Linked DNA regions of Homo sapiens: region 1 is linked to region 2. Evidence: chromatin loops called from intact Hi-C (ENCODE). Cell type or tissue: heart left ventricle. All regions are shown on one strand. Each heading gives the region's core, and the rest is flanking DNA. Links, peaks and the distances in the headings are about the cores only. Region 1 has its middle 120 kb from the start of LMO1. Region 2 has its middle 75 kb from the start of LMO1.

The links. A loop is a pair of places that touch in the nucleus more often than their neighbours do. Peaks named below come from ENCODE experiments on the same cell type or tissue, not always from the same donor. Only the 100,000 strongest peaks of a DNase experiment are listed, where the experiment ranks them.
Region 1: a loop joins it to region 2, with 7 times the contacts of the local background. A loop is called at or near these places in 2 of 110 quality-filtered maps.

Annotation. Positions count from the first base shown.
Region 1 is chr11:8,376,131-8,391,430 of GRCh38, reverse strand. It overlaps a transcript of STK33 not described here. Among named protein-coding and RNA genes, the nearest start is that of LMO1, 120 kb to the right of the region's middle. In heart left ventricle, for the core only: no CTCF peak of the experiment used is centred there; a DNase peak (open chromatin) is centred at 7,060.
Region 2 is chr11:8,331,633-8,346,932 of GRCh38, reverse strand. It overlaps a transcript of STK33 not described here. Among named protein-coding and RNA genes, the nearest start is that of LMO1, 75 kb to the right of the region's middle. RefSeq lists enhancers at 3,210-3,269, 3,360-3,409, 7,193-7,854, 7,954-8,769, 9,588-10,405. In heart left ventricle, for the core only: a CTCF peak has its summit at 8,699 (motif pointing left); a DNase peak (open chromatin) is centred at 8,692.

The DNA.
Region 1 (15,300 bases), core at 3,619-11,618, 46 kb before region 2:
ATTGTGATTCCGAATGAGTCAAAGATAGCACTGGCCTGTGTTGCCCCACGTGGTTCTGCCAGTATTTTCTTAGTACCTTCAGTGTGCTTTCCTTGGGGGAACCTGCTGGCCAAGGCATATCTAGTGGAAATTGTCTGTATTTTATTTTAAACTGTCATTAACATAGCTGCTTCAAGATCTTTCTCCCTTCTTGATGTCTAGTTCCAGTCGTATCATAAGCCCATAAACCATATCCTGAGCTTTAAGCTTTCTCTCAGGGTTTAGTAAGCCAGTCTTTAAAGGGCGTGTTCTGTTCACCTGATGAGAACTCTGGCTTCATTAGCTAAGTGGAGCCTTCCCTTCCCTAGTAGTCTCAAAGGCAGATGTGTGCACTGCAGTTCCGTCACCTCCGGCGGGGAGAAGCAGGGACCTAGTGCACGGTGGCTGCTTGTCTCCTTGCAGAAAAGCCTAACCAAGATGGTGGCTTTGATTCTGCCTATTCCCTGGGCTTGAAAATGAAATATTCTGTATATTAAAAATACTCTTACTTTCACAGTGATATTCTTTTGGGATTAGAAGATCCTATTGTTAGATAGAGTACTATCCACACTTCTCTTGGCCCTAAAAATTAGCGATTCTGCTCAGTAAGCTTGAGCAAAGGTCCAGAACTAACCACTAACTAAAAGATGAAGTCATTTTATAACACGTTAGTGTGTCTTCACCTATTCCCACCTCACACCAGGCAAGGCCAGCCACCCTGCCTGTCATATGATGCATTCTATTAACGCCCCTCCATCGAGGTGTTCATTTGATTTGTAGGAGTCATTTTAATAGAAATTTAGCTCACTCTTTCTAGAGAGAATTTCCACATCATTTTTGTGTTACTTAGTGGTATTTTTGTTACTTCGTTGTGTAGAACACACTTGGACCAGGCCATGTCTGAGCTTTGTTTCCAACAGATGTGCCTCTTTAAGGTCTGGGGATATATGGCCTTCCTTCCTCCATTTGCTTTCACAGCTGTGAAAAAAGGGCGCTCTTCCATTTCAGATTGACTTTCAATGACTGATAGGCCAACTCGAAGGCACCAATAACAAACACTGTGACACCTCCTGTGCTCCATAGCATGGGGAGCTGGGTTTTGCTGTGATCCAGCGGGACATAGTCTGTCTAGGACAGCACAGCGCAGGTGTTATTTTCAAGGAATTCAAGTAGCGATCCGCATTCCAACTTGAGTGACAGATAAGGCAGGCAAAATATGATAAAAAGAGAGGAATGCAGGCAAGCTGGGGACAAATTCATTTGAGGAGAATAGAGGATGATATCAGAGAAGGCCTTACATCAGAGAAGGAAGGAAAATGGGGATATGTGGAGCAAAATGAAAATAAATTATAATTAATAAAGAAGACAGGATGACAACACATGGTTCTGCCAAAGCCGGAAGCCGGAGCGAGAGGAGGGAAGCACTGCTCATAGAATATTTGGTTGTTCCAGGCCAGTCTGAGGTAAAGTTAGCCCCCTCCCAGGGCCCGTACACAGGCAAACCTAGAAAAAGGCACAGGATGAGGAAACGAAGACCCAGGGAAATGGAAGCTGAGATTTTAAGAGTCAGCCACAAAGTTGTCCTTTCATTTTGAGTAGGAATGTTGTGTGGTGCTGCGGGGGTTGGGTGGGGGCCAGCCAAAAAAAATCAAAACATCTTGTGCTTATCACTGAAATGCTTTGTTTAAATAATTCTATTTGACTCCAAAATGTAAGTTCCAGGTTAGACAGATCAAAAGCAACCAGTCTTGAAAATGAAGCTTTTTAAATTCCAGCCGCGCTGTTGGAACAGAGAATAAAGGCTTTGTTTAAACATGCATTCCCAGCAGCAAGCAGAGCTTTGAAATTGGCCAGGGAAGTTGCGTCCTATAATGGCTGTGCTTGGCTAGAGACCAAGGAGCTGTGGCCTCTGGGAAATGACCCTGGGCTGGATATTTTCTATCTGCCCCTCCAGAACCACTCTGCCTGCTCTGCCGTCTCTGCCCAGAGAGGCTGATCTTCAGGTACTGCATTAACACACTCCCTGGGCTTCTGGATTCATTGGCATTCTGTCAATGAAGGCACCAAGGGGAGATGAGAGAAGGGGAGAGCCAGGTCCAGACGCTGACTCCCGAGTGCCTCCCTGCTCTGGGCCAGGCTGCTGGGCATTTGCTGCCTTCTTTGGTGGGCGTGGCTCCTGCCAGGCAGCCCTCTTACAGCTGTGTCCCCTGCCCTTGCAGGCCAAGACCAGCCTGTTGCCCTGGCTACTATGTCTTCCTTTGTGGGTTTTCCCAAACCCTCTCAGTGCCTTTATGAACAGTCTCTGTTAAATCCTCAGCTTCCGCATTTAAGTTTACCACCTGTCTTTGGCTGCAACTCAAGTGGTGGAGACCCTTTCCTTATCAGTGCTGCATTGTTCCTGACCCAAGGTAGTTTTGTCTCTGGCTGCCAGTCTCCTACCAAAGTACAGTAAAGGGCAAAAAAGATAAACGAGCTCTTCCTGACACAAAGAGATTCACCTGGGTGGTCACTAAGGGTTGGGGAGGGGCTGGTGGGGAGATGTTCCTGAGGTTGGGACCCAGGTAGGGCAGGATACCTGGAGCGTTGCCCGATACCGAACCTGAAATCTGAAATTGTCTGGGCTCAAGGTTTGGGAGCCTAAAGAATGCAACACTTCACTGTGACAGCCAACAGAACCTGGGAGGAGGCCACCCTACACTGGCTGCTTGCTGCCAATGAGAGACCAGGGAAGGGGCTTCCAGGGGACCCCGTGGAGCCCAGGAAGCACAGGAGACCTGAAGACAAGACGTCTCCTGGGCTTCGTGTTCGCTTCATCTCTACAAGCACTGAAATCACTTTACAAAAGCATTTTAAGGTAAAAGTTTTTACTATTCAAAGGTCTCACATCGTTCAGTTGTACTCTTCAGGATCCTGCATTTTTCTGAGTGAGCTGGCTGAGAACCGATTTTGATTTCTGTTCAGTACATTGTTATCACTTAATTCTCATTGGTGAGCCAATTTTCTTTGCCTTTGTTCTTCAAAGCGAGGCCGCATCTGCGGCTGTCTTGCATTTCTTGTGGCTGCCTTCTTCAGTCCCTGCTATAATCAGCTCAACTCTGTGCTTGCTGGGTCAGTTCTCCATATTTCCCTGAATAATCTGGGTCAGCCCTCAGAGGAGTGGTGGGGGTTCCCACCACTGCCCCATTGGGAAGATTAATAGGACTTTTGCAGTGTCACCATGGCACTCTCAGGACCTCCCCTTCCCTGTTGCCCAGTGCCATCCCAGGTACCTTAGCCAGATCCTGGACCTCCTCCTCCAAACATGCATCAGGTCCTGTCCTGGCCCAGAGAATGGGACTAGAGACGCCGTGCAGACCCTGTCTCCGTCCAGGCTTCTGCTGGTTCCTCTCCGAACTAGATCCTGTGGCATCTTCACACCATAACCAGGGCATTGATACAGGGGCCATAGAAGTCTCCCTGCCCTTTGGGGACCAAAACCTCCCTGTAGGCAAAATCCTGAAGCCAGGCTATTCTTTAGGAAAGCTCAGTCAGCACAAAAAGTTGTCTCCATCCCCAGGAGCAATTGCAAGGCTGGAGGAGTCAGCATTCCCATGTGACTGAAGGGTGGGGCGGGTGGGGTGGAAGATGGAGAGCAACTGACCCCCTCACTGGACCCTGAGGAAGATGCCCTTGCAGGGAGGTGGCAGCTGATATTTCCTGGTCCAAACACTGGCTTCCACTTAGTTACTAGAATCAAAGTCTTTTTGCAAGCTGGACTTTGAGCTATAATAGTGGATGGGATCCATTTTAACTAAAACCCCCTTTCAGAGTCATGATGTAACAGCAGCAACAGTTACAGAGCACTTATACATGCCAGACACCATTCTAAGCACGTTACGTGTATCAGTTCTTTCCATTCTTACCACGGCCTGTGAAGTTGATACCATTATTATCTCTACAGAGAAATGAATTAAGGCACAGAGAGATTAAGAACCAAGGTCTTAATGTCCAAGGTCTTGTGTCCAAGGTCACACAGCTAAGAAGTAGCAGAACGTAAACTGGAACCTGGCCAGTGTGCTCAAGTATCACTGTTGTACTATATGCCTCTCAAGATGTTCGTGTTTTTGCTCCCCTACTCTTTAGGCCTAAGCTACCGTGAAGTTTGATCCCAGAGTTTCAAAAGGCCGAGCAACTCACAAACACCTCTGTCTCCAGCAGGAGCCTAGAGTGATAATTTTGACAAGTTTGGGCTTGAGGTTTCAGAAGGGAGTGGAATTATTTTGCATGTTGACGAATTTGGTCGAGACTCAAGCACTATATCAGGGAAAGCTGCATTCTGAAGGACTTTGCGTGATAAAAGTAAGTTCTCAAGGCTTTAACTGGTCCTTTTGTCTGGAGCAGTCTTTAGAAGCCTTTGAATATGTTTTTAACCGAAGAGAGAAAAGAGGCTCCGTTCTTTCCTCAGGAATTCACAGGGACCGTCCTTTCTGTGCAGACATGACAGATCGATGCTTACCAGGAGCAAAGTGTGATTCCCATCTCAGGGCAGCTGGGGGTTAGAATCACTATCATGTTTCGATTTCCCACATCCCTTCATCAGGTGGTGTGAGCAGCTGTGCCGCTGAGCAGGTGGAGTTCAGATGTGGAGTCCACCTCCCCATCCTGCATTCCTCTAGCTTTTGCCATTGCTCACTTCTTTAGAGGACGGTTAGGCGCAGTGACGTTTTGTCCCTTTCACATTGACACCGTCCTGGTTCAGGGGGCAGCCATGTTCCCATAGGCTCCGCGGATTCTGTGGTGCAGGACGGGAGACGTCTGCTCTGGGCCTAAGCCAGCAGCGGGGGATGGTGCCACCTCCCCCTGGCTGCCCACCTCCCAGGCCACTGCCTGCCACTTGGTCCCAGGAGAAGAGAGGCAGTTCTTATTCAGGATCCTCATTGCTGTTTTGGAACTTTGGAAGAAAAGGCTTCTAGCTACCCAAAACCATGCAAATGGATAAATTTTTACAAGAGTTGTTTTTCTTCCAGAAGTAATTACCTGGTTGTAGCTTCAGTCCCTTGCCCCCATCAGCACAGAAATTAGTCATGAGACTATAGTCATTTAGCCACTTAAGTTTCATATCAACTTTCTGCTCACCAACTTTTTTATAGCAGTCCCTGACCAGGCTTCATTACTGTGTAGCCCAGCCCGTGTGAAATCTTGGCAGAAATGTCTTACCTGCAGTGATTCTGATTGCTTGGAGGGGAATAGTCTGACTACCACCAAAATCTTTTTCTTTTCCTGTATAAGATGACCAGCATCAGACCCCGTGGCACCAGCATGGACAGAGTTGTACAAAAGATGTTCATTAAGAACTGGATTGGCCGGGCGCGGTGGCTCACGCCTGTAATCCCAGCACTTTGGGAGGCCAAGGTGGGTGGATCACGAGGTCAGAGATCGAGACCATCCTGGCTAACATGGTGAAACCCTGTCTCTACTAAAAATACAAAAAATTAGCCGGGCGTGGTGGCGGGTGCCTGTAGTCCCAGCTACTCGGGAGGCTGAGGCAGGAGAATGGCGTGAACCCGGGAGGCGGAGCTTGCAGTGAGTGGAGATAGCGCCGCTGCACTCCAGCCTGGGCAAAAGAGCGAGACTCCATCTCAAAAAAAAAAAAAGGAACTGGATTGAGAGACTCAGTCATTCATTCAAGAAATAGTTGTTGGCCACCTACCATGTGCCAGGCACTGATAGGCGCTGGATATAAAACAATGTGAAAGGCAGTCAAAACCATTGCCCAACATAGGGAGCTTGTAGCCATGGGGGCACAGAGACAGATGATGGCCATCTATACAAATGCGTAAAATAATTATATATTGTGATTAGAGATAAGGCATTTCTATATAGAGTGCTATCATAGAGGATTACAGGATAGGAACCCTCTGGAAAGCCTCTCTAAGGAAGCCAACCGTGGGAAGAGCCGGGGAGGGATGTTTTAGGCAGAGGGAACAGGGGAAGAGCTTGATGGAGTCCAGGACTTGGCCCAAAGGCCAGGATGATCAGGGAAGGGGAGAGACAGGGGTCAGGTCCTGCAGGATTTAGGGGGCCACAGGAAGAAACCCTTTTATTCTAAATGCACTGGGAAGCCATTGAGGGCTCGACGTCTGATTATGTGTTTAAAGGATCCGTTTGTCTTCTGTGTAAATGAATTATGCAAAGTGGAACAAAAGTGGAACCAGGGAGATTAGTTAGAGGACATTGAATAAGATGGTGGCAGAGAAGATGGAGAGAAATGGATTGATATGAAATATGTTTTGGAAATCAAATTGATAGGATTCAGTGATGGATTAGAGGTGATGGTTGAAGAAGAATGGGTGAGGAGGCCAGGGATGACTTTGGCTTCAGTAACCAGATTGATGGTGGTGTCGCTTCCTGGGGAAGGCCAGGCCTGGGCTGGCAGTGGAATGAAGAGTTCTAGTGTAGGGTCCTGCCCTACAGGGCCTAGTGGTGTTCTCTTCATGTGTGGAGACGAGAGATTGTAGAAAAATAAGAGACAAGACTAAGAGTATGAAAGACAGCTGGGCCCAGGGGACCACTACCATGAATGCGCGGAGTCCGGTAGTGGCCCCAAATGGCTGGACGCACTGCTATTTATTGTATACAAGGCAAGGGGGCAGGGTAAGGAGAGTGAGTCATCTCAAGTGATTGATAAGGTCAAGCAAGTCACGTGTTTACAGGACAAGGGGCCCATCCCTTTGTGATCGCCGAAGCAGACAGGGAGGACAGCATACGTCAGCGTTTTTTCTACGCACTTATCAGAGAGATCAAACACTTTAATACTTTCACTATTTCTGCTACTGCTGTCTTCTAGGAAGTTAAAAGGAGGACCAGGTGTACAGGCGGAACATAAAAGTGAACAAGGAGCGTGACCACTGAAGCACAGCACCACAAGGAGACGTTTAAGCCTCCGGATGTCTGTGGGCAGGCCTGGCTAATGTCCGACCTCCCGCAAGAGGCTGGTGGAGCAGAGTGTTCTCTAACTCCTCCAAAGAAAGGGAGTTTCCCTTTCACGGTCTGCTAAGTAATGAGCGCCTTCCCAGGCACTGGCATTACCGCAAGACCATGGTGCCCTCCAGCGGCCCTTATCCGGACGTGACAGAGGGCTCACACTCTTGTCTTCTGGTCACTTCTCACAGTGTTCCTTCAGCTCCTGACTCTGCACTGGCTGGTTATTCCTTGGTTATAATAATAAAACAGATTAATACTAAAAACTAATTATTATGATTATCCATATATGATCATCTCTATATCCTATTTCTAGTATAACTTTTCTTATTCTAAATACTTTCTTTATTATATTGGAACAGCTTGTGCCTTCACTCTCTTGCCTCGGCACCTGGGTAACTTTCTGCCCACATCTAGCTGATCGTATGAAGTTTGAGATCTCTATCAGACCTCAAAGTGGAGATGACTACTTGAGATGGATTTAAGGGTTGGAGCAGATCAAGGTGGATAGAGAGAAAAGAGCCCTAAGGTGGAGAAGGATGTGAAGAGAGACCCAGAGTTAATAGCGAAACTGTGTGCAGAGGCTTCTGGGTGCCTGACAGGGCTCACAGAATCCAGGGAGACCTGGTATCAAGGCACCATCTTGGTCCACACAGCAAGTGTGTCTCCCTCACTCAAGGACTAGGCAGTGACTGTATTTTGGCAAGAAGAAGGATGAGAATGGAGTGGAATGACATGAAATGCCATTCGGAGAAATATCCCTGGGAGATGTGGCCAAATCTCCTTATCGCTTGATTAATTGAATCTGAATAGTGACAGTTTACAAGCCCTCAATAGCTAAATCATAATTCCATAGCCTTCCATTAGCAATAAATCAGAAAATGGTGGGCCAGGTATTTTGCTGAAACCCATATTTGCAGAATCCTGGACTGTCTGAACTGTTCCTTCAGCCCAACTCTTCCTCAGTGCAGAAGCTGCACCCACAGCCAGCTCCAGTGAGCTCCCACCTCTGATGACACGTTCCTGGGGTTGGGGGCTCCCTACCTCCCAAGGCAGATGAATTCCACTCTGGAAACACCTAAGTGTGAGAAAATTCTTCCTATCATCTGACACCTGCTGCTCACTGGCCCTTCTGGAGCTCTTTAAAGGCCTCTCCAGCTGCCACATCCAGCCCCTTGGGTTTGAAGGTAATTCCCACAGCCCTGTGTGCCTTCTTCAGGCTAAACATCCCCATGTCTCTTGGACTCTTCCTTAGTGACATGTTTCTAGGCCCTTCATTCTAGTTCATCTGGGTCTTTTTCCAAAATTGAAGTCAGACCTCCAAGTGTGGCCCGTCACCCCCAGTCCTCGGAACACTGTGCGTCTGTCACTGCAGTCCATTGTGTTCCTGTTAACAGGGATTCGTGGACAATCTAGTTTGAGTTTACCAGGACAGGCTTTAATGACAATGTGTCCCTGAAGCATGGTTATTTTCCTATCAGTGTCCTTGTGGTGGACTTTCAGTGACTGCTAAAGAGGCTTTTTGCAGTGTGTTGCCTGTGGGGAGCAACAGAGAGTGTGTTGAGTCAGCGCTCTGGGGTTGGGTCTGAGTCACAGAGCCCTGAGATTATCCAGGAAGACACACTCATTTTCCTTAAGTATCGGTCTTGCTAATTATCCACTGAGATATATGGGGAGGGAAGAAGGCACAAACCGAATTACAGGCCTGCTTGCCAGAGGATGCCTTAGTGGCTTAGCTCCTGCTGGGGTGGCGGTGGGAAACAGGAGAGGTTTGGCAACCTCACACAGGACCTGTCCTGGACCCTCCAAACAGGGTGAGCGCAGGTGTGGTCTGTGTCTGTGTAAGCTGCATGTCCCCACGCCTCCCGCCCACAGGCACTGGGGCACATTAACTTCTTTGCCTAAATGGAATGGCTCTGAGCCCTCTCTCCCCATGCTACTATCAGGAATCTGAGTCTTTTGCAGGGAAGACTCTGAGCGCCCTCCCCTGAACATCTCTGAGAATTCCCAGGAGTGTTCACACATGTCCTTGTCCACTTGTGGCTCTTTGCCTGAGGCAGAGGCTCAGATGCATCATTTCTGATGTCCTTGCCTCTCACTTTCATTTCCAGGGCTTCTGCTCCCCAGCTACCATCAGCGACTGTGCAGCCTCTGGTCAGCCAGGGGCTGTGGCGGCAGCTGCCCAGCAAGATGCCACATGTCCAGTGTGATGAGCGCCAGGCCCAAATCCCAAGTGTCACCCCAATGTAGCGTGACACAGCAGCCGGGCCCTGCGGTCCTCCGATGTTCCTCGCTGCAGGATGTCCCTTCATGTGGACTGACCTCGTGGAGTGGAGTGGATGTGGGTGGCAAGGGTGTGCTGGTACATAAGCCGTAGGATGTGGGGGTGGGGGCGAGGCAGGAGTTGGGAAGAGGTGTGGTGTGGGAGAGGCACGGTGCATACTGTGGTTACAGAGGGATATGGGTGGGAAGGAGGTCTCAGCAGAGATTGCTCTGGCCCTTCCCTTCTGGGTCTCAGAAGCTCCCCAGGTAATCCTGACATGCAACGTGTCTGTTTCCTATCTGGGCCCCAAACTAAAGGGATCTGTAGGCTATTTCCAAATTGCAAGGAACATAATGGAAAAAGCGTATCTGCCTATAGTGAAATGGCTCAGACCACACTCACCTAAAGTTTTTGGGTAATAAAATATTTCAAAACACAGAGCTCACAAAAGAAATAATGACAGGCATCGTTGGAGGTGTAAAGGGTGAGAGGTAGTCCAGCCCCTCACTGTACAGCAAGGCCCAGGGACAGGGTGTTCCAGCTGCTCGGTGCTCACTAGACCAGAAGCCAGGTGGGGTGTCGGCTACAAGTGGGGTGCTGGGTGCTAGGTGATCTCTCATGTTTCTGCATTCAGGATGTTCACTGTGGGATAAACCTTCCGCCTGTGGGATCCTTATTTGGGGATCAGGGCAGGCACAGGCTCTTGTGGCTTAGTCACTCACAGCCCCAGCAGCTGTCCCTGCTTTCATTCTCCGTGGGTCAACAGCAGGAGCCCTAACCCTTAGCCACAATGGAGTGGGGAAGGGGCAGCCAGGAGACTCTCGGCTGACAGATTACTTGGAATACCCCTTACTAATTATGTAGCAGTCCCCACAACTGCCTTTGCAAGTTAGATTTAAAATGAGGTGTGTTTTCTTAATTTTTTTTATTTTAATAGCTTGTGGGGTACAAGTGGTTTTTGGTTACACGGATGAATTGTACAGTGATGAAATCTGAGATTTGAGTGCACCCATCACCCGAGTAGTGTACATTGTACCCAATATGTAGGTTTTTATCCTTCGCCACCCAGCACTCCTTCTGAATCTCCATAGTCCATTATACCACTCTGTGTGCCTTTGCATATCCATATCTTAGCTCCCACCTGTAAGTGAGGACATAGGGTATTTGATTTTCCATTCCTGAGTTCCTTTACTTGGAATAGTGGCCTCCAGCTCCATCCAAATTGCTGCAAAAGACATTATTTCATTCTTTTTGATGGCTGAGTAGTGTGTATATATGTGTGTATAGTAGTGTGTATATGCCACGGTGTATATATACCACATTTTTAAAATGCACTCATTGGTTGATGGGCACTTAGGTTGGTTCCGTATCTTTGCAATTGTGAATTGTCCTGCAATAAACATACATGTGCAGGTGTCTTTTTGATACAATGATTTATTTTCCTTTGGGTAGATACCCAGTATTGAATTGAATGGTAGATCTACTTTTAGTTCTTTGTGAAATCTCCATACTGTTTTCCATAGGGGCCGTACTAATTTACATTCCAACCAGCAGTGTATAATTGTTCCCTTTTCACCACATGCCCACTTTTTTGACTTTTTAATAACAGCCATTTTTTTTTTTTTTTTTGAGAAGGAGTTTCACTCTTGTCAACCAGGCTGGAGTGCAATGGCATGATCTCGGCTCGCTGCAACCTCTGCCTCCCGGTTTCAAGTGATTCTCCTGCCTCAGCCTCCTGAGTAGCTGGGATTACAGGTGCCCATGACCATGCCAAGCTATTTTTTGTATTTTTAGTAGAGACGAGGTTTCACCATGTTGGCCAGGCTGGTCTTGAAGTCCTGAACTCAAGCAATCCACCCATCTCGGCCTCTCAAAGTGCTGGGACTACAGGCATGAACCACTGTGCCTGGCCAATAATGGCCGTTCTTAAGGCTCATATACTGTTGGTGGGAGTATACATTAGTTCAACCATTGTGGAAAACAGTGTGGTGATTCCTCAAAGACCCAAAAACACAAATACCATTCAACCCAGCAATCCCATTACTGGGTATATACCCAAAGGAATATAAATTTTTCTGTCATAAAGACACATGCACGTGTATGTTCATTGCAGGATTATTCACAATAGAAAAGACATGGAATCAACCTAAATGCCCATCGTTGGTAGAATGGATAAAGAAAATGTGGTATATAAACACCATGGAATACTATGGAGCCACAAAAATAAATGAGGTCACGTCCTTTGCAGGAATATGGATGGAGCTGGAGGCCATTATCCTTGGCAAACTAACACAGGAACAGAAAACCAAATACCACATGTCCTCACTTATAAGTGGGAGTTAAATGATGAGGACTTATGGATAGCACAAAGAGGGGAACCACAGACACGGGGGCCTATCAGAGGGTGAAGGGTGGGTGGAGGGAGAGGATCAGAAAAAATAACTAATGGGTACTAGGCTTAATATTGAAGTGACAAAATAATCTGTACAACAAAGCGCCCATGACACAAGTTTACCTATATCACAAACCTGCACATGTAACCCTGAACTTAAAAGTTAATTTTTAAAAAAAGGGCATTCTTCAAGAGTAATGTGGTACCTCATTGTGGTTCTAATTTGCATTTCCCTGTTGATTAGTGATGTTGAGCATTTTTTCATGTTTGTTGGCCATTTGTATATCTTCCTTTGAGAAATGTCTGTTCATGTCTTTTCCTACTTTTTGATAAGATTATTTGTTTTTTTCTTGCTAATCTGTTTGAGTTATTTGTAGATTCTAGATATTAGTTCTTCGTTTGATGCATAGTTTGCTAATATTTTCTCCCCTTCTGTGGGTTGTCTGTTTACTCTGATGATTATTTCTTCTGCTGTGCAGAAGCCTTTTAGTTTAATTAGGTCCCATTTATTTATTTTTGTTTTTGTTGCATTTACTTTGGGTTCTTAGTTATGAATTATTTGCCTAGGCCAATGTGCAGGAGAGTTTTTCCTAGGTTATCTTCTTGAGTTTTTATGGTTTCAGGTCTTAGATTCAAGTCTTTTGATCCGTCTTGAGTTGATTTTTATATAAGGTGAGAGATAGGGATCCAGTTTCATTGTTCTACATATGGCTAGCCAGTTTTCCCAGCACTATTTATTAGATAGGGTCTCCTTTCCCCAATTTATGTTTTTGTGTGTATTGTTGAAGACCAGTTGGTTTTAAGTATTTAGCTTTATTTCTGTGTTCTCTTTTCTGTTGCATTGGTCTACGTGTCTACTTTTATACTGGTACCACGCTGTTTTGGTAACCATAGCCTTGTAGTATAATTTGAAGTCTGGTAATGTGATGCCTCCAGATTTGTTCTTTTTGCTTAGGATTGCTTTGGGTACTTGGGACTTTTTTGGTTCCATGTGAATTTTAGGATTTTTTTTTTCTAACTCTGTGAAAAAAGATGTTGGTGTTAGGATAGGAATTGCACTGAATCTGTAGCTTACTTTCAGCAGTGATATAGTTTGGCTGTGTCCCCACTCAAACCTCATCTTGAATTATAGTTCCCATAATCCCCACATGTTGTGAGAGGGACCCAGTGGGAGGTAATTGAATCATGAGGGCATTTATTCTCATGCTGTTCTCGTGATGGTGAGTGAGTTCTCATGAGATCTGATGGTTGTTTTTGTTTGTTTGTTTGTCTGTTTTTTGAGATGGAGTTTCACTCTTGTTGCCCAGGCTGGAGTGCAATGGTGCGATCTTGACTCACTGCAACCTCTGCCTCCCAGGTTCAAGCGATTCTCCTGCCTCAGCCTCCCGAGTAGATGGGATTACAGGCATGCACCACCATGCCCAGCTAATTTTGTGTTTTTATTAGAGACGGGGTTTCTCCATGTTGGTCAGGCTGGTCTCAAACTCCCGACTTCAGGTGATCCACCCACCTCGGCCTCCCGAAGTGCTGGGATTACAGGCTTGAAGAGATCTGATGGTTTTTTAAGGGGCTTCCCCCCACTTCGCTCTGAACTTCTCCCTGCTGCTGCCATGTGAAGAAGGATGCATTTGCTTCTCCTTCCATCATGATTGTAAGTTTACTGAGGCCTCCCTAGCCCTGCGGAATGGTGAGTCAATTAAACCTCTTTCCTTTATAAATTACCCAGTCTTGAGTATTTCTTCATAGTAGCCCAAGAATGGACTAATACAGGCAGTATGGTCATTTTCATGATATTGACTCTTCTAGTTCATGAGCTTGGGATGTGTTTCTAGTTGTTTGTGTCACCTATGGTTTCTTTCAGCAGTTTTTGTAGTTCTCTTTGTAGGGATCTTTTACCTCCTTGGTTAAGTATATTCCTAGGTATTTTATTTTTTGCAGCTGTTGTAAAAGGGATTAAGTTCTTGATTTGATTCTCAACTTGGTGGTATAAAGCAGTGCTACTGATTTGTGTACATTGATTTTATTACCTGAGACTTTACTGAATTTATTTATCAAATCTTGGAATCTTTTGGAGGAGTCTTCAGGGTTTTCTAGGTATATGATCATATAATTGGTAAACAGCTGTAGTTTGACCTCCTCTTTTCCAATTTGCTCTTTCTTTCTCTTGCCTGATTGCTCTAGCTAGGACTTCCAGTACTATATTGAATAGAAGTGGTGAAAGTGGGCATCTTTGTCCTGTACCAGTTCTCAGGGGGAATGTTTCACCTTTTCCCCATTCAGTATGATGGAGTGCTGTGGGTCTGTCATACATGGCTTTTATTATTTTGGGGTAAGTCCCTTCAATGGCTAGTTTGTTGAGAGTTTTTATCATAAAGGATGCTGTATTTTGTTGAATACTTTTTCTGCATCTATTGAAATGATCATATGATTTTTATTTTAATTATGTTTATATGATATATCCCATTTTGAAGTGTGTTTTAATTGGCCAGTTTTTAGGGGGGATTTATTTTAGACAAAGGTGAAGATTAAGGGGTCTGCAATGGCCCTGCCTAGGCAATGGATCCAGCAGCATCAACCCCACAACTATAGGGGTATCTACTGGTCACTCTCGATTAATGAGAACATCATCTCTAGCTTCTAGTTTTTGCTTTGGCTGTGTCTTGGTTGAAGGAAAATGGAGGATTGTACAAGGTGCAAAGGGGCACTGTCGAGTTAGTGGTTTTGATAAATGGACCAACATGGGCAGGATATAGGACACTGGGGAGGAGAGAGGTGATACTAGGAAAACAGCTTCAGATTATGCTTCTGAAGCTGGGAGGTTACGAAGGCTTCTACAGTGGAGCCTTTCCTGCCCAGTCAGACTGTTGAGGACTTCAGGTTTCAGACTATACTAGGGATGGTTGGAGCCAAAGTATGGCAGCTGGAAGATGTGATCTCACTTAAAAGAAATGCAGAATCGGCCGGGCATGGTGGCTCATGCCTGTAATCCCAGCACTTTGGGAGGCTGATGTGGGAGGATCACGAGATTAGGAGATCAAGACCATCCTGGCCAACATGGTGAAACCCATCTCTACTAAAAATACAAAAAACTGGCCAGGCATGGTGGCTGGTGCCTGTAGTCCCAGCTACTCAGGAGGCTGAGGCAGGGGAATCACTTGAACCCGGGAGGCAGAAGTTGCAGTGAGCTGAGATCATGCCACTGCACTCCAGCCTGGTGACAGAGTGAGACTCCATCTAAAAAAAAAAAAGAAAAAAGAATCAAAGCCTGCCAGGACAAGACTGTATTGCAAATGCCTCTCCACTTGCAGAGATCAGACCTGATGAAGAAAGTGCACAGGAGAGAAGAGGGGAAGGAGAGCTCGGAGAACCAAATTCTGTCTTAAGCCGTCTGCCTTCTCCTGGCTTTGGCTAATGGTATTAAATACCCTCCACCCAGCCCCACCCAACATGCACATGTGAACACACGTGTGTGCAGCTTCTGTCCCTCACTGCTGCAGGGGACAGATTTGAGCTTGCCCCCGTGACATGCTTAGACACACATAAAGTCATAGTCACTTCTGCCCCCTCCTGCCCAGGACCCAGGTTCCCAAGGATCAACCGAGATCCCTGTTTCCCAGAGCCTTGCCCTGGTGGCTGTCGCTCAGTGATGCTTGGGCTGGCTGGAATC
Region 2 (15,300 bases), core at 4,764-12,763:
TGATTTTGCACATCTTGAATGTATAAAATCTTACACTTTTGTGCCTGCCAAACTCAATTCTCTCTGACTCCAGAGCTCGGGCCTTCCTGTACCTTACTGTCTCCAGATAGCTCGTGTTCCCCAAAATGCTGCCCACGTGGAAGAAGGGGCTACAAGAGGCCATGTGCCTGGCTTGAGTTACGGCAGCAAGAAAATGAGAGTAGGGGTCGGGGTGGGAAGACACGAGGAGGCCGCCTCATGTAGCTGGTAAGTGCTTTGTCTTAGAAATAAAGAGACCAGGGCAAGATGAGGCTGTCGCCAGAATGACAGAGCCAGCCAGTGTCATGCGGGAGCCTCAGGTGGAAGCCGGGCCTTTCCTCACAGATATCCTGCCCCACCTTTCTCTTGGGCTCTATCTCAGAGCACCATGCCACCATCTGCCACCGGTGCCCATGCCAGAAACCCGGGACACCCTGACTGTTCCTCTTACCACCCTCACATTCAGCCCCCAAGTCCTCTGGCCTTGCCCATGTCCTGGGCCCTCCAGGCTCCCCCGAAGCCCCACCCTGCCCTGTACCCTGGGAGGCTGACCGCAGGGACTGCCTTCACACCATTATTGCTGCTCTCCTCCCACCTCTCCCACCCCGCAGGGTCACCTGGGGCTCACGGTGCCCCGTAACTAAAGGGCAACACCTCCTGTGTGGCACGACCTGGCTCCTCTCCCTGGATTCCAGTGGCTTCTCCCCTGCCACACATAACTCCTTTTTGGCCTCGCAGTGGTAATGACTCCCCACTGTTCCTAGCTCCAGGGCACGACACCACTCTTGATAGTTCTTCTCAAGCCTGGTCACACCTGCGAGAATTGTCCATTGATAAAACTCTTCTCATGGCACTCAGTTTGAGGGTGCCATCTGTTTTCTGCCAGGATGTGGCTGATAGAACCTCCCTTGAAGGATTTCTGTAGGGACTAGAGATGACGCACATAAAGCAAAAAGACCAACCACCTAGTGCACGGTTGCCACTCGGTACGTGGAAGCTGTAATTGTTTCCTCCTAAATCTGGCTTGAAGCAACATTTCTCCCCATCCACGCTGCTGCTTTCTTAAGAGCGGTCTCTACCATCTTTCTCTCGTTGATTTTCATTGCCCTCCTTGGTCTCTGCCTCCACCCTCACCCCTGTCCTCTTCGGTCAGAATGATCCCACTGAAGCCCATGGCTCACCATGCTACTCCCCTGTGGGGAACCCTTCAGCATCTTGATGGAGTTCAAACTCCTCAGCCTGGCCCTCAAGGCTCTCCCTGACTCTCTCTGCCTGTCCCCCACACAGGTAAAGAGCCTTGCTCAACCACTCCCAGGGAGGAGCCACGTTCCCCTACTCCCTGGCTTGCTGGCACACCCAAACCGCATGCTATGAATGGGTCTTCCTGCCTGTCTCCTTCATTACACCGTTAGCTCCGTGAAGATCCGTGTGCTTTCAGCATTTTCCCCGGCATCCTGCCTAGGCCTTGGCCCACAGCAAGTGCTTAATACGTATTCGTGGAAGGAAGGAAGGGAGACGAGGGTTTAATGGCATCTTCCCTGTGCCAGGCTCTAGTTACATTTTCTTCTGTTTGCCTAAGAGAGCCTGGCCTTTAATAGTGCTAATATAGACACAGTGGTTTTACGACTAATATTAGCCAGGACTTTCTAAGTGATGTTAAGATTAGAAGTCTGGGGTTGTCAATAGTTGGACTGTGAACTCCAGCAGGACAGTAGATTTTAACTCGGACTCTGCGGGGCCTCTCAGGTGAAGCTCTGGAGATGCTTAGAGCCTTGGGGATCCAACTTCATTCTTCTCTGGGGCCAAGCATAGAGGGAAGGTGCGAGTGGGGAAGTGGAGAGATTTGGAAGGGGAAGAACTGTCCTGGGGTAAGTCACTGGACCAGCCTTTCTGCTGGGGACGTTGAGCTGATTTGGAAACTGTCAGGTCCAACCTTGGGGTCTTTGCCAGGCAGGGGAGAGGCAGCTCTAGAGGCACATGGGAAGTGCCCTGAGAAGACCAGGGACTGGGAGGGAGGCAAGGAGGCTGGAGATGGTGCCTGGCAGGGTCTGCACCGCACAGGATGCTGAGCGAGGAAGCACAGCCCTGGGCTCCAGGAGCGGAGCCTCCCCACCTCCAGGGTCATCAGCCAACCGTGGGATTTGAGCCCATCTCAGGCAAAGGGGTGTGCAGTAATGTAGACCTAGGCCCAAGTACTTTCCACACCCTAGAAGGAAATATAGCTTCTAACTGACACCTAAACCTATGGATATAAAATAATGGTCATTTTATACCCATCGCAGGAGAAAATAACCTTGGAACCAGGCTGTCTGCGTTTGAATATCAGCTCCACTCCTTGCTAGCTGTGTGACCTTCAGCACATTACTTAACCTCTCTGTGCTCAGTCCTCTAAACTGTAAAACAAGGATGATATAGTAACTACCTCATACAATTGTAAGGATGAAAGGAGTTAATGGTAAAGCTCTTGGACTAATATTGGCACCTAGTATGTGCTATAGAAGTGTTTGCTGTTATTTTTATTTTTATTTTATTGGAGACAGGCTCACGCTCTGTCACCCAGGTTGGAGTGCAGTGGTGTAATCATAGCTCACTGCAGCCTCAAACTCCTGGGCTAAAGTGATCCTCCTGGCTCAGCCTCCTGAGTAGCTAGAACTACAGGTGTGCACCATGCCCAGCTAACTGGGGTGTGTGTGTGTGTGTGTGTGTGTGTGTGTGTTTTGTTTGTTTTAGAGATGGGGTTCTCCCTGTGTCGCCCAGGCTGGTCTTGAACTCCTGACCTCACTCGATTCTCTCACCTTGGCCTCCCAGAGTGTTGGTATTCTAGGCGAGAGTCACTGCGTCCAGCCCTATTATTTTTATATTATTTCCTGGGAGCTCGACAGAGCAAGAAAAAGGACCAGAGCGGACTGCTGGAAGAAGGAGCCGTGGACTGGGGCTCTGAAGGACTCACATGAGTTCCTGTGGAGGAGTGGAAGGGCAGTCAAAGCTAAGCTGGTGATTAGATTCCCTTGGGGGGAATGGGAGCTATGTGAGGTGAAGGAGACTAGGGAGGCTGGCAGCGGGTGAGGGGTGAGAGCTGAGGCCAGGATGAGGGGCTGGGGCACTGCCCTCGAGGGCTAAGGAGCCACCAGAGGGTCAAGGCATGGTGAGAACTGTGTTCTGGAACAATCAGTCTGGGGCAGTGGAGAGGAGTGGAGATTGGAGAGGGGGTGCTGGGGAAGGGGAGAGGGAGAGGCCAGCTATGAGACTCGCCCCAGCCTTGATGAGGGCAGGAGCCCAGGAGTGAGGCGCGAATGCATCTCTGCAGCTGCCATGGTGAGAGTGCCTTGCGGGCACCCAGTCCCCACCCTTTCCCTGTTCTTTCTGCCCGAGTGTGCGGGGGATTTCCAGCAGTACTTTATGTGGTCTGGTGCTCACAGGGACAGCTGACTGAGCCACAGCCCTGCCAGGCTTTCACTGCCACGGCCACCGCCACAGTCACCTCAGAACTCATCGTGCCAGGAATTTGCTGCTGTCCCCACTGCCAGTCATATGGCAAGGGAGACCCTTCCCCACCATCTTTGGCCCTCCCTCACAAAGCGAGCGGTGCTCCTTTCCAGTTAGAGCACCCACAGTTGGGTGACAGGTTTCAAGGTGTATGTGTTGTGACTCAGTCTGTGATGGCTTCCTGCCCCAGGGCACAGCACACACTGCTGCCAGAGTGGCCAGACAGGCGCTGCCCCCTCATGCTCATTGGCCATGACCCACGCTCCCACTGGGGCTCTGTCCCGGCTGGATTTGCCCTCTGGGCCATGAGGAGAGTACTTCCATCTGTGTCAGGGCCCTGGAGCCCTATAGGAAACGATCGTATGTGGTTTAAGTTCAAGTCCTTCTCCCAGCGGACTTCTTAAGTCTTATGTAAATCAGTGGATGCAAATGCCTGCCTGGGGATGAGCCTCAGTGCCCCCACCAAAAGCATCAGAGCCAGCTTATGCCCCTGCCTCCCTGGCTCATCGCACTTTCCCTGACACACACCTTTATTGCTCCTTTGATCCTGCAGTGGCCATGCTCCTTTTGCTCTTTGGTCTGGCACAAGGAAAGCCAGGTCTTAATAATAACCGTAATGATATTTATCAATTACAGTATGCCAGGCCTATTCTATCCATTAGAAGAAGGATGCTTACTAGCTGTGTGACCTTGGGCAAGTCACTGAGCCTCTCTGTGTCTTATGTTCCTCATCAGTTAAACAAGGAAATAATACCTACCTCATAAGCATGTCATGCAGATTAAATGAATGAGTGGATGTAAAGTGTTTAGAATAGTGGTTGATACGTAGCAAGTGTGGGGCACCAGCCCCGAGGCATGAAAATAAAGAAAAATCTTGAGTTCCTTCAAGGGGACCTAGCTAGCATTGAGAAGTCAATGAACAACCTGCTAAGCAAGAAGCTAACAGTAGCTTAAAACAATCACCAAGGAAGACAGAGTCACAAAATGATGGTTCCTCTAGAAACTAAAGATGACATCTTACCATATGTCTCTGAGTTGTTTTTCAGAAACCCAGACTCCGACTAAATGAGAAAGGCCAACTGCTGGCACATAGACCTCACATAAGGAGGAATTGAGGGCTGAACTCTGAGCACCATTCTTTGTTCTAAAGTTCTTCCTGAAGGTCCTGGAGGAAGTCACGCCCACAGGCCAGAGCTCAACATTCTTTTCTGCTGACCCCCAGAGTTTTAGCTGCTTAGCCAATCACAAATGAGAATATCTTTGAATCCACCTCCCCTTCCTCCCCACCTGCAAGGTGTCCAGCCTTTTTAGGTCAAACCGATGAATCGCCTCCGTGGACTGACTGATGACTTTGCTTGTAAAGTCATATACCTGCCTCCCCACCTTTAAAAGCCCTTTTCTGTGAGCCATCAGGTCTTAAGCATGAGCTGCCCCATTCTCCTTGCTTGGCATCCTGCAATAAATGCCTCACTTTCTCACGCTGCAAATCCTGATGTCAGTGTTTGGCTTTGCTGTGCCTGGCAGGTGGGCCCAAGTTTGGTTTGATAACAAGCACTCAAGAAATGTAAACTCTCATGATCACAACAATTTAGCAATTTACACTCTATTTATCATTCCATTTTCCAGGCAAGGAAACAATCTCTGAGAGGTGGTGTGTCTTTTGAAAGTCACTCAGTTCATTAAAGGAAGGGGAGGGGTTACATTTGGGTCTGACTTCATGACATGCTCTCCTAACCTCCAGCTTCTAAACTGCTTCCCCACAAAGTCCTCCCAGGACATGGACTCCTTGGCTCTGGTATTCTCTGGGGCAGGCTAAATGCCCCGTTTTTCCAGCTGCTGCCCTAGGCTTGTTTCTAGGTAGGAGTAAAACTTTGAGGGCATATTGCCAACACGCTTCCTTTCCTATTAAGCAAAGAAGCCACAGTCATTGAAATCCTGAAGGAAGCCACTGAGTGGGGAAGATGATCTGGAAGCCCAGGGGCGGGAGCAAAGAAGAGGGTTTCAGGGAGTCAATGAGAGTGGTGTGGTGCTGGCTCCCTTAGGTTGTCCGGAAGCTGCTGGGATGGGGTGAGGGCAGTAGAAGGCCCAGGAATTAGAACCCAACGGAGGCAGCCTCCCTGCTTTGTGGGGTCGCTGTCCTCTGATAAAGCAGCCTTGTTAGATACAAGGGGCCCAAGCACTGCCACCCCGAAGAGGACCAAAGGCAGGGGTACTTTGCCCTAACTCCTAGGCTGCATGTTGATGCCTAAGAGCAGGGAAACAGGCCCCTCGTGGCTGGGTGCAGTGGCTCACGCCTGTAATCCCAGCACTTTGGAGGCCCGGGCAGGCAGATCACCTGAGGTCATGAGTTCGAGACCAGCCTGGCCAACATGATGAAACCCCGTCTCTACTAAAAATACAGAAATTAGTTGGTGTGGTGGCATGTGCCTGTAGTCCCAGCTATTGGGGAGACTGAGGCAGGAGAATTGCTTGAACCCAGGAGGCGGAGGTTGCAGTGAGCCAACATCACACCACTACACTCCAGCCTGGGCTGCAGAGTGAGACTCTGTCTCAAAAAAACAAACCAAAACAAAACAAAACAAAAGCTAGGCCCCTCAAAGTTTGACCTGGGGCAAGACCCAGCTCTGCGAGCCTGTTTCCTTGGCTGTAGAACAGGGGTGCATAGAGCTCCAGTGCTCTCCAGTGCTCTCTGTGGGCTCACTTGCTGGGCCCTGCTGCATGTGTCATCACTCAGATGGGGATCAGGCTGGTGCTGGAAGGCAGCAGGGACTAGAGACATTGGAGCCCTGGAAGCTGGAGACCAGCTTCTGGTCCTGCTCCTACCTCTGGCCTGCATTGTACCTGGGACAAGTTACTTAGTTTCTCAGAGCTTCCCCAGCTGGAAAAAAAGGGAAGAGGATAATCACAGTTCAAGAGTCCACCTCTAGTGTCTTGCTCAAGGTCTGAAGAAAGGCTGTGTGATGCAATGGAGGAGGGGTTCTCCAGGAGTTCACTTATGTGAACAATATTTATTGAATATCATTTCATGGCAGGCACTGTTGTAGGAACTTGGACACATCGGTGAACAAAACCAAAGGTCCCTGCCTTGGGGACCTTAGGGCAAGGTCTCCCAAGGACCTTAGAGATCACCTAAGGCCAAGCCTGGATTTGGGGGCATTGAGTTGTACTAGACATAGAAGGAAGAACCTTGCCTTTCAAGTTGGAATTTGTAAATCAAGGGAAGCCCCTTCATTCCTTTCCTGAAAAAAGACCCCAGAGTTTATAAATTGTGTTTGCTCAAATAGAAGCAATCAGAGACCAGCCTGTTTCCAGGCTGTTGGAGGTACTCATTTGCATATGGATATGCTGTTTATGAACGCACTCCTATTCATTAAAGCAGGTTCCCCAAGGCCCTCAGCTGCTCAACAAGGTGCTGGTCGCGCGGTGCGCCTTCTGCGCAAAAGACGCTGTGCCCTCGGGTTCTGCACAAGCTCACCAGGGGCAGGGAGAAGGTAGGCGGGTCGGGTCAGGGCCAGGCAGAGCTGGAGAGAGAGGAGGTGAGGACTCACCTGGTGGAGGGGCGTGGTGAGGCGTGGTCAGGGAGGAGATGGGAAAGGAGACCCGGGAAGAGGTTGGGCTTGGAGGCTGTGTCCTGCCCCAGGCGGAGCCGGAGGTGGCTGCGGAAGCTTTAGTCCTCTCCCCGATGTGGCGACCACGGCCAGGTGACAACCTCCCACCCACCCTTGCCCTAGCTCTTGCAGCCCCCGCTGTAGAGAACGTCTGGGCTGGTCCCTGTGGCTGTGCACGGGTCAGCCCAGGAGGCTTCCCCTGGTCACCAGCCGGGCGCCTCTGCCGCCGAGCGCAGGGCCATCCCTGGCCTCTGTGCGCCGCCCTGCACCCTCTAAGCACACATCTTTCTAATGGGATTAGGCTTCACACGGGTCAGGAACAATTTATTATTCTGCTGGCTAGAGCCAAGTTTCCCTTTGAAAAATGGTTACTCCCGGAGTCGGCAATTACTTCAAAATAAATTTACCAAAGACAAAATTGTGCCTCTTGGGTCAGTAAACGACTTGCCTGTTTGGGGCTGAGGAGACAAGGTGTTTATTAAGGACCGCCTTCGTTTCCTGTGCAGGTTTTTCAGTTTGAATAATTGTCCAATTAAATATAATTTGGAAGTCGGTGCTAACCCCGTGCCTGGATTGCAGGAGGAAGAATCACTCGGAGGCGTGCATTAATAAATCCCTCGGAGCCCCATCGCTCCCCAAACCCCTCCTTTGGTTTAATTTTGAGGAATTTTTTTTGTCTTCCCACAGCCTATAGCCTTCCCTTTGGAAATGAGCCACTTTCCCCCAAAGAATTCCTGGGCCTTGCTTGCTTCCATCTGTCTGTCTGCTTCTCTCTAGCAAGCCGATGCATGGGGATTTTCAGCTGTGACCAGCAAAGTGATGCCGGGGCCTAAGGTCCATTTCTTTATGGGCCTGCACACTTGCAGGTTCATTCATTCAGTCAGTCAGTCAGTCGGTCAGTCATTCAACAAACACCCACTAAGAACTTACTTGGAGCCAGGCCCTGGGCTGTATGAGGACAAAAATCAGAGATTGTCCTGGCCCTCAAAGATGATTTGGCCCATTGAGAGAGAGAGGGACACATGAGAAGGCCATTGACTGTCAGACTGACAGAAGAAGGGGTCTTCTGGTTCTCTGGGTCACCTTTTCCACGTTGCAGATGGGGAAACTGAGGTGAGGAGATGGAAAAAGCCACCCAGGGAGTAACTGGGGAGTCAGGTATCCTTTGGCCAACCAGGGTGGTTTCTACAATAATTATTATACCCACCACCTGGCCTAGGGTATAGTAAGGGAGGTGCGTGGCAGCCCTGGGGTCCCCAGAGGTGGTTCCACCCTCTGGGAGTGGCTTGTGGGAGGCAGCTGAAGGCCCAGAGCATTGATGTGGCACCGTCCTGGCCGGCTGGGTCTGGTGGGGTGAAACACCCTCACAAGGGGCCTGTTCCTGATAACTGATAGGATCAGAGACATCGTCCTGGACATAGAAGCCATCTGTTCTGAGGCCAAAGCTAGGGCAGTCAGTGCCCAGGCCAAACCTCCGGCCCGGGGAATGTCTGGATCCTTTTTCTGGGAGCCTGCAGTGATCTGGAGCAGAGATGATCCTCCCTGGAGGATCGGGGCTGGGCATCCTGTGTGGCGCCCTCTGGAGGCTGGTGCCTGGATCACAGAAGCCGGTATGCTGGCCTTGGCCAGGCCCTGTGTATGGCCTGTGGTCACACACTGGACAATTTATTTGTTAATCACCCCTGTATACTGAGCACTATTCTAAGTACTGGTGCCACTATAGTGAACAAAAGGGGCAGAAGCCCCTGCTGACATGGAGATTTTAGTGAAGGGAGACAGACAACCAACACAAGCAAGGAAAAGAAACAGTATGTCAATTACGATGAGTGAGGTGCAGAAAGATAAAGTGTGTGGCGGTGGGGGCAGCACGGAATACGGGGGATGGGTTGCAATTTTAAATGGGGTGGCTCAAGAAAGTTTCCCTGAGAAGCTGCATTTGGGTGGAGACTGGAAGGTGAGGGCATGAGCCTTGGGGATGTCTGGGGGAAGAGCTTTCTATGTGTGGGAAGACAAATGCGAAGTCCCTGAAATGGAAATGTATGTGGCATACTCAGCCAAGGGTCAGGGCTGGAGTGGGGTGAACAAAGTGAGGACTGGGGGCGGGGGAGCGGTAGACGAGAAACGGTGGGAGGCACAGGAAGTGAGAGAGCAGGCTGAGGGCAGGGCCCCCCCCCCGCCCCCCGCCGTCGTCAAGCTCCCTCTGCCTGGCCCACGCTGCAGGCTGCCTCGTGGCTCCGTGGCTCCGCGGTCCCAAAGCCTCCCTGTAGGCCTGCAGTGGCCTCCTGGCTCCTCCACAGAAAGTGCTGGCTCTCAGGCAGGGTTGCTGAGTTCAGTGGGAAGTGGGTGGTGAGGAGGGCGCAGAAGCCCCCTAGGCCGGCCCTGTTGGCTGCCACCAGCATCCTTCCTCAGCCCCACAGGGAAGGAAGGAGTGGGATTTGTCTGCCCACATTCACAGCCATGGAGGTGATCCAGGTTGAAAGAAAATCAATAAGATGTGTCCATTTATGTGGCACAAAGGAAGAAAGGTCTGCAGACAGAAATAGGCCGGGAATCACACGCAGGCGACTTAATAAGACTTTTCCCCAGTCTGAAGAGGACGGTAATTTAGATTTGCCTTTGAACATCTCCTTTCTTGTGCCTCAATAACTCTCAGGATCAGCCTGCTTAGGAAGCAAGGGAAAGGAGATTGGCCGCCTTCTTAGAAGACAAGCCCGTTTGGGAAGGCCGCTTGCTCAGAGAAGTTCAAACACCAGCCTTGAGAAAAGATGAAAGTGCCTCGTCAGCACATCCTCGGCCCATTGATCACGATTGAGGCCTGGGCCTGGTGCATTTGGGCTGGAGCAGGACAATGAGAACAAGGCCAGGCTGCCAGGAGGCCTCCTCTGAGCCACGGTGGTGCAGGAGATCCTCATTACCGGCCTCGGGGCTTAGTGGCCAGGTGTGGGCAAGAGGCAGCCTGGCCCTGCCTGCAGAGCACTGGCCTTGCAGCCCGCGGGCCCCACAGCCACCGCCCAGCCTTAGCCCAGGAGGCAGACTGGCTCCCACCTCAGGTTGTGGCAGGCAGAACTCAGGCTGCCATCCTGCCCAAGCACAGATCCAATTTATCCGCTTACACCTGGAATTTCTGCCAAAGAAGTCTGGAGTGCCTGCAGAAAAAGGGGAAGGGCTAGGTCTTGTTCTCCTGAGGCTCTGCAGAGAGGGTCATAGCACCATTTGGCAGGGCTGGGCCACCCACTTTGTGCTGCCTGCGTGCACTTTCCTTACCTCGGCTGTTCACCTGACAGGAAAAACTAGGCTCCTGGAGTTTTAGGAAGCTGGGTGAGTCAGAAAAAGGCCCCTGGGCAGATTTTCTGTCCCTCTCCAGAGACCCAGCTCAAGTATCAGCTTTTCCATCTCCCCGTGAATGGCAAATACCCTGTCCTCACTGCCCCCACGGTGTCCTCTGATTCCTCACTCAAGGCTTTATTAGTTGTGCTGCCATTGTCCCACCCACTGCAGGCTCCTCCGGGGTGGGAACTCTAACCCCCAGCCCACAGCCTGGTGCCTGGCACGGAACAGGTGCTGTCGTTGTCTCCATTGGCCCTCCTTCCTCAGCTGGCAGGGCAAGAGGCCCGGGCCAGGTGGGGCCCCTGTGTCCAGTGGGGCCCCAAGGTCATACGAGGGCAGGTGAGCAGCAGGACCAGCTCGGGATGCCAGCCTCAAGCACCAGCCCAGGGCTCTTCCATCTCAGTGCCCTGGGGCCACCTCAGGCTCCAGCAGGACAGCAGGAAGGCCGGGAGCTAGAGTCGGGGGACTTCATCCCAGAGCCTGGTTTGCATTTGGCCATGAGCAAGTCCACTCTCCTCCCTCCCAGCATTCTCCTCTGTAGACCCAGCATGCTGGTCTCTGTGCTGTAGAGTACAATAGCCGCGTGTAGCCGTGGAGCAGCACCTGAAACTTGGCTCGTAGGAATTGAGCTGTGCTGTGAGTGTAAAATACACGCTAGATTTCTGTGACTCATCACCATAGAAGAATGTAAAATATCTCATTCATAATGTTTATGTTGATTACATGTTGAAATGATAATGTTTTGGGTTTTATAAACCCAGTAATAATATTGGGTTAAAGAAAATGTATTATTAAAATTAATCCTTTTTAAATGTGACTCCTGGAAACTTTAAAGTGACCTGTGTGGCTCACATTGTATTTCTATAGGACAATGCTGGCCTACGCAGTCTCAGAGCATGAAAGTTTGAGGCGTCTATGTTATGAGAGAGTGGACATGAAGGTGCTTTGAATAGATCCATCTTCACAGGGAGGACACTGGCTGTCAGGAGAGACCAGACTTGCCTCAAGAAGGGTTAATGCCCAAAGCAGGACCTTTTGGAGGTCGTCAGCCTTCACTAGTACCAGGAGCCAATGGCCATTGTCCTGCATGAGGTAATGCCTTCAAGGGGTCCCTCTCATTGGTGGCTGGGAGCGTCAGTGGTGAGTAGAGGTGGGAGCCCTCGGGAGTTTCCTTCTTCCCCTCTCTGAAGTTCATGTGCTGTCCGATCCTGTTAACAGAACAGGTAGCCAGGACCGCCTGGACTCCATAAAGGGCCTGGGGACCCCGCTAGCGATCAGGAGGGGCCCAGAGTTGCCTGAGCTGAGGGTCTGGGTCCCCCTCAGCCCGAGGCACTTCTGGCCTCTCTGCGATTTGCAGGCTGCGGTCTCCACCCCAAAGGCCCTTCATTCCTCCGCGCACCTGATGGCTTCCTCCTGAAGCTCTGAGACCCCACTTCCTGGCACCTCCTCAGGATCTGCCACAGCATGGATTTCTCTGTTCCCTCTGTCAGAGATCTACAGCCTGTGTACTGCGATGGCCCAGCACTCCTGCTTGTGTCTCCCACTTGGCTGGAAGCAGACCAAGAGCAGGGTATGTGCTGGGGTGCCCAACCCAGGGCCAGGCACAGAGCACACCTACACATTGAAGGAGTGTGTGACTGCATAGATGGAACCTGGTTCTGGATCAGCCTTGGAGGTGGGGAGAGGGGTTGGTGGGGTCTGGGTAGATGAGAGGGATGGATAGAGCTTGGAGGTGTTGCAGAAAAGCAGTGTGTATTGGGGGTAAGGGGCTACAGGGAAGACAGAGGGTACAGGGAACTTCCATGGCCCCTGTCCTGGCAGTCAGTCTCTAAGGTATGAGGTCCTCCCTGCCGTGCTGACACCAGAAACGGTTTGGGGCAGCCTGGCCATGGGATGCAGGAGGGAGCTTTGTGCCTACTGATGGGCACTGCCGCCTGGCTTCCTGGCAGCCCAAGCGGGAGCCAACAGAGCAAGTTGGGGAGCTGGCCCAGGAGCCAAGGGGGCCCTGGGAGCCCTGCAGGTACCTAAGCAGCTTCAGAAAGGAAGGTGCCAGAGCAACTGGGAGGGAGGAGCGTGTCTGGAGATGAGTGGCTCCTCCCAGCCTTGGAAGCCGGGGGCATCTGGAACAGTGGGGTCCCTCAAGAGAGGAAAATGCCAAGATGACACCGGTGAGGGAGGGCTAGAGAGGCCTCCTAGGGTGGGAAGGATGAGTTAAGGGGTGGCGTGGGGCTGGGGTGAAATCATCCAGCAAAGGGACAGGTCAGGCATGGGGGTGAGTGGTGACTCATCAGGAGGGAAGTGTCAGAAGCCCAGCCCTCTGGCAGTTCCCTCATGCTGCTGTAACATGGCAGGGGTGTTGGTCAGGCAGCTGGCTCCACACTCTGCCACTCACCTGTCCTGGGATACATGCCAGTGTCTCCATCTCCTATAAGCACTGCCAGTAGAGAACACCACTGCCGCCTTCAGGCAGACTGACCGGCAACCCATCCTGCCATGCAGGCCCACCCCAGGTGCAGAGACCTGGTTTCAACTGCAGCTTAGTCACTGATGGGCAGGGTACCACGGCCCTCTCTAAGCCTTGAATTCCTCATCTGCACAATCCTTTTGGGGCAGTGGCCACTTCCTGCCCACCCTGGCGGGGCAGGCTGCAGGCCAGCCTTTGCCCCTTTATGGAGAGGGAGCTCCACATCTCAGCCAGCAGGGCAGATCCCCAGAGCTCCTGGGGTGGGCAGATGAAAGGAGCTCGCCCCCTCCTCCTTCCCCCAGCCTCCGGGCCAGTCACTTCACCTCTCCTCCTCTCTTCTGCAGAACTGTAAGAATTATTATTTTTTAAATCCTCATTGGAATGCTAATTTTGATTCTGAGTGTCTGTCATGGGCTCTTTGAAGTTTTTCAGACAAAATAAGTATCTCCTTAACAGAGGGGATTAGCGCCTACTTGTTTAGAATCCTCTGACTGAGAGTGACAACCAATTTCGGAATCTGTGGGGTTTAGGGAGGCTGCAGGAAGAGGGGCTGCCTCCCTCCCTGGTGGTCAGCTTTCCATAAATGGCTTAATGGGGTTAGAGTTTAACCCCTCAAATAGGGATCAGAGCCCCCAGCTTGAAAGCCAATGAGCAGCGAGGCAGATCTTGCTATTTAAATCCAGCAGGACTTGGTTAGAACTCTTTTATTCTCTTGAGCTTAAAGAAAACAAACCCATTTCCCTTGCAGAATTTAGGGCCCACACCAGCCAGCTGCCCCCAGCCTCCTCCCCAAAACGCAGGCCTTTGCTCCACAGGTAATTCATCGCCCAGACTCAGCCCAGGCTGAGATGCTCCTGGCTTTATGATTCAGTTCAATTCAGGAGTGCTAATGGGGCAATTTGTAAAGAAAGAAATATAATGAGTTATCACAAAGCCCAGCAAGGACTCGACAAACCAGGCACTTCCCATCCATCAAGCATCCTAGCGTGGTCGGAGACCAGCAGCGCCAGAAATCTTGTGAGGCCCCTGGGAACGCGCTTTTCTGGGCCTGGACATGCACACATACGGCAGCCACTGCAGGTGCTTCCTTCTCCCTTTGCCCTCCCTGCATTCCCCGCCGCCCGCACCCCACCAAATCATGGCCCCTAAGGGCCAGATGACCTGGGCCGATGGTGTGGGTGGGGTACGATAGAGGTAAAAGGAGGGATACTTAAGAATTTCTTTGCTGAAGCAAAATTATCATGCAGGCCATTTTTAAAAAGAGCATTAATACCATGTGAGGGCCCACAGAGTCCCAGATGTGGCAAGTAGGCTGCAACATTTCCCCAGGACTCTCGTTGCCAGCAGGGTTCCCATGGCAGGGTTGCTGAAGCTGGGGCTTGGCCTGACATGAAGCCTAAGGTCATGGAGATGATACTGGGCAGCCACATCCATCCAGTATGTCCCATGAAGTCAAACTTCACCCAGCCTGGGCCTGTGGGATACCCTCTGCAGAGAGCAGGTGCCATGCTGTGTCCACTCTGCTGAGACAGCAGGCCGCTCACTTGAGTTGGAGACCCATAGGCAGGCAGGCCCCTCCTGCGCTTCTTTCAGATGTGCACAGTGGGGTCCAGAATGGGGAAGTGAATTGCCAGAGGACTCGCATTAAGGAAGTGGCAGCTTGTCACAGTGTGTACATGATAGTCTAGGACAGTGTGGCTGGGGCTGGGTGGCTAGCAAGGGGGAGTAGGAAGGGTGAGGCCAAGAGGGCAAGTCCACAGGCCCAAATGCCAGGCACCTGGGTCCGGGACTGGCCCAACTTGCTCAGCCTCCATGCTGGGGTCCCTAGACTGGCCCCCACCCTTCCTTTTCCAGCCACCACTGCCCTGTTCTAGCTCAGATCTGGAGGATGGAGATTTTGGTCAGTCTGGTAATGATTCATTTGTGTCCCTGAATTGGAACAATCCAATGGCCTCTCCGGGCCTCCATTTGTACACTTGCTTATGGGGGAGGTGACTCACCGGCCTCTCCCTGTCAGAGGCACCACTGCAGCTGAGCCCCTGCAGAGAACCTAAGCGGGTGGTGGGAAGGACTGTAGGAGGGTGAGCAGTGGCAAAGCCCTCAGTCTGGTAAGGAGGGCTGGCCCACAGAGAGGTCTCTCTGGGCTGAGGCATCCCTGTGCTCTCTCCCTGTGCCCTCCAGCCTCTGCTGCCCCCCCCCCCAAGCTGGCCTGGACCCTGGGGATCTGCCCCACCAGGTACCTCAGAAGGCCCCTGGCCAGAGCTGCATCATGGGAAGGCCCCATGGCCAGCAGATGGGACAGAGAGAGGTCTGGCTTTAGTAGGGACTGCTTGATCCCAAACACAGAGTGATGTGGTCCAGAATGGTCCTCAGCATGTTCTAGGTGGTCCTGTCCCA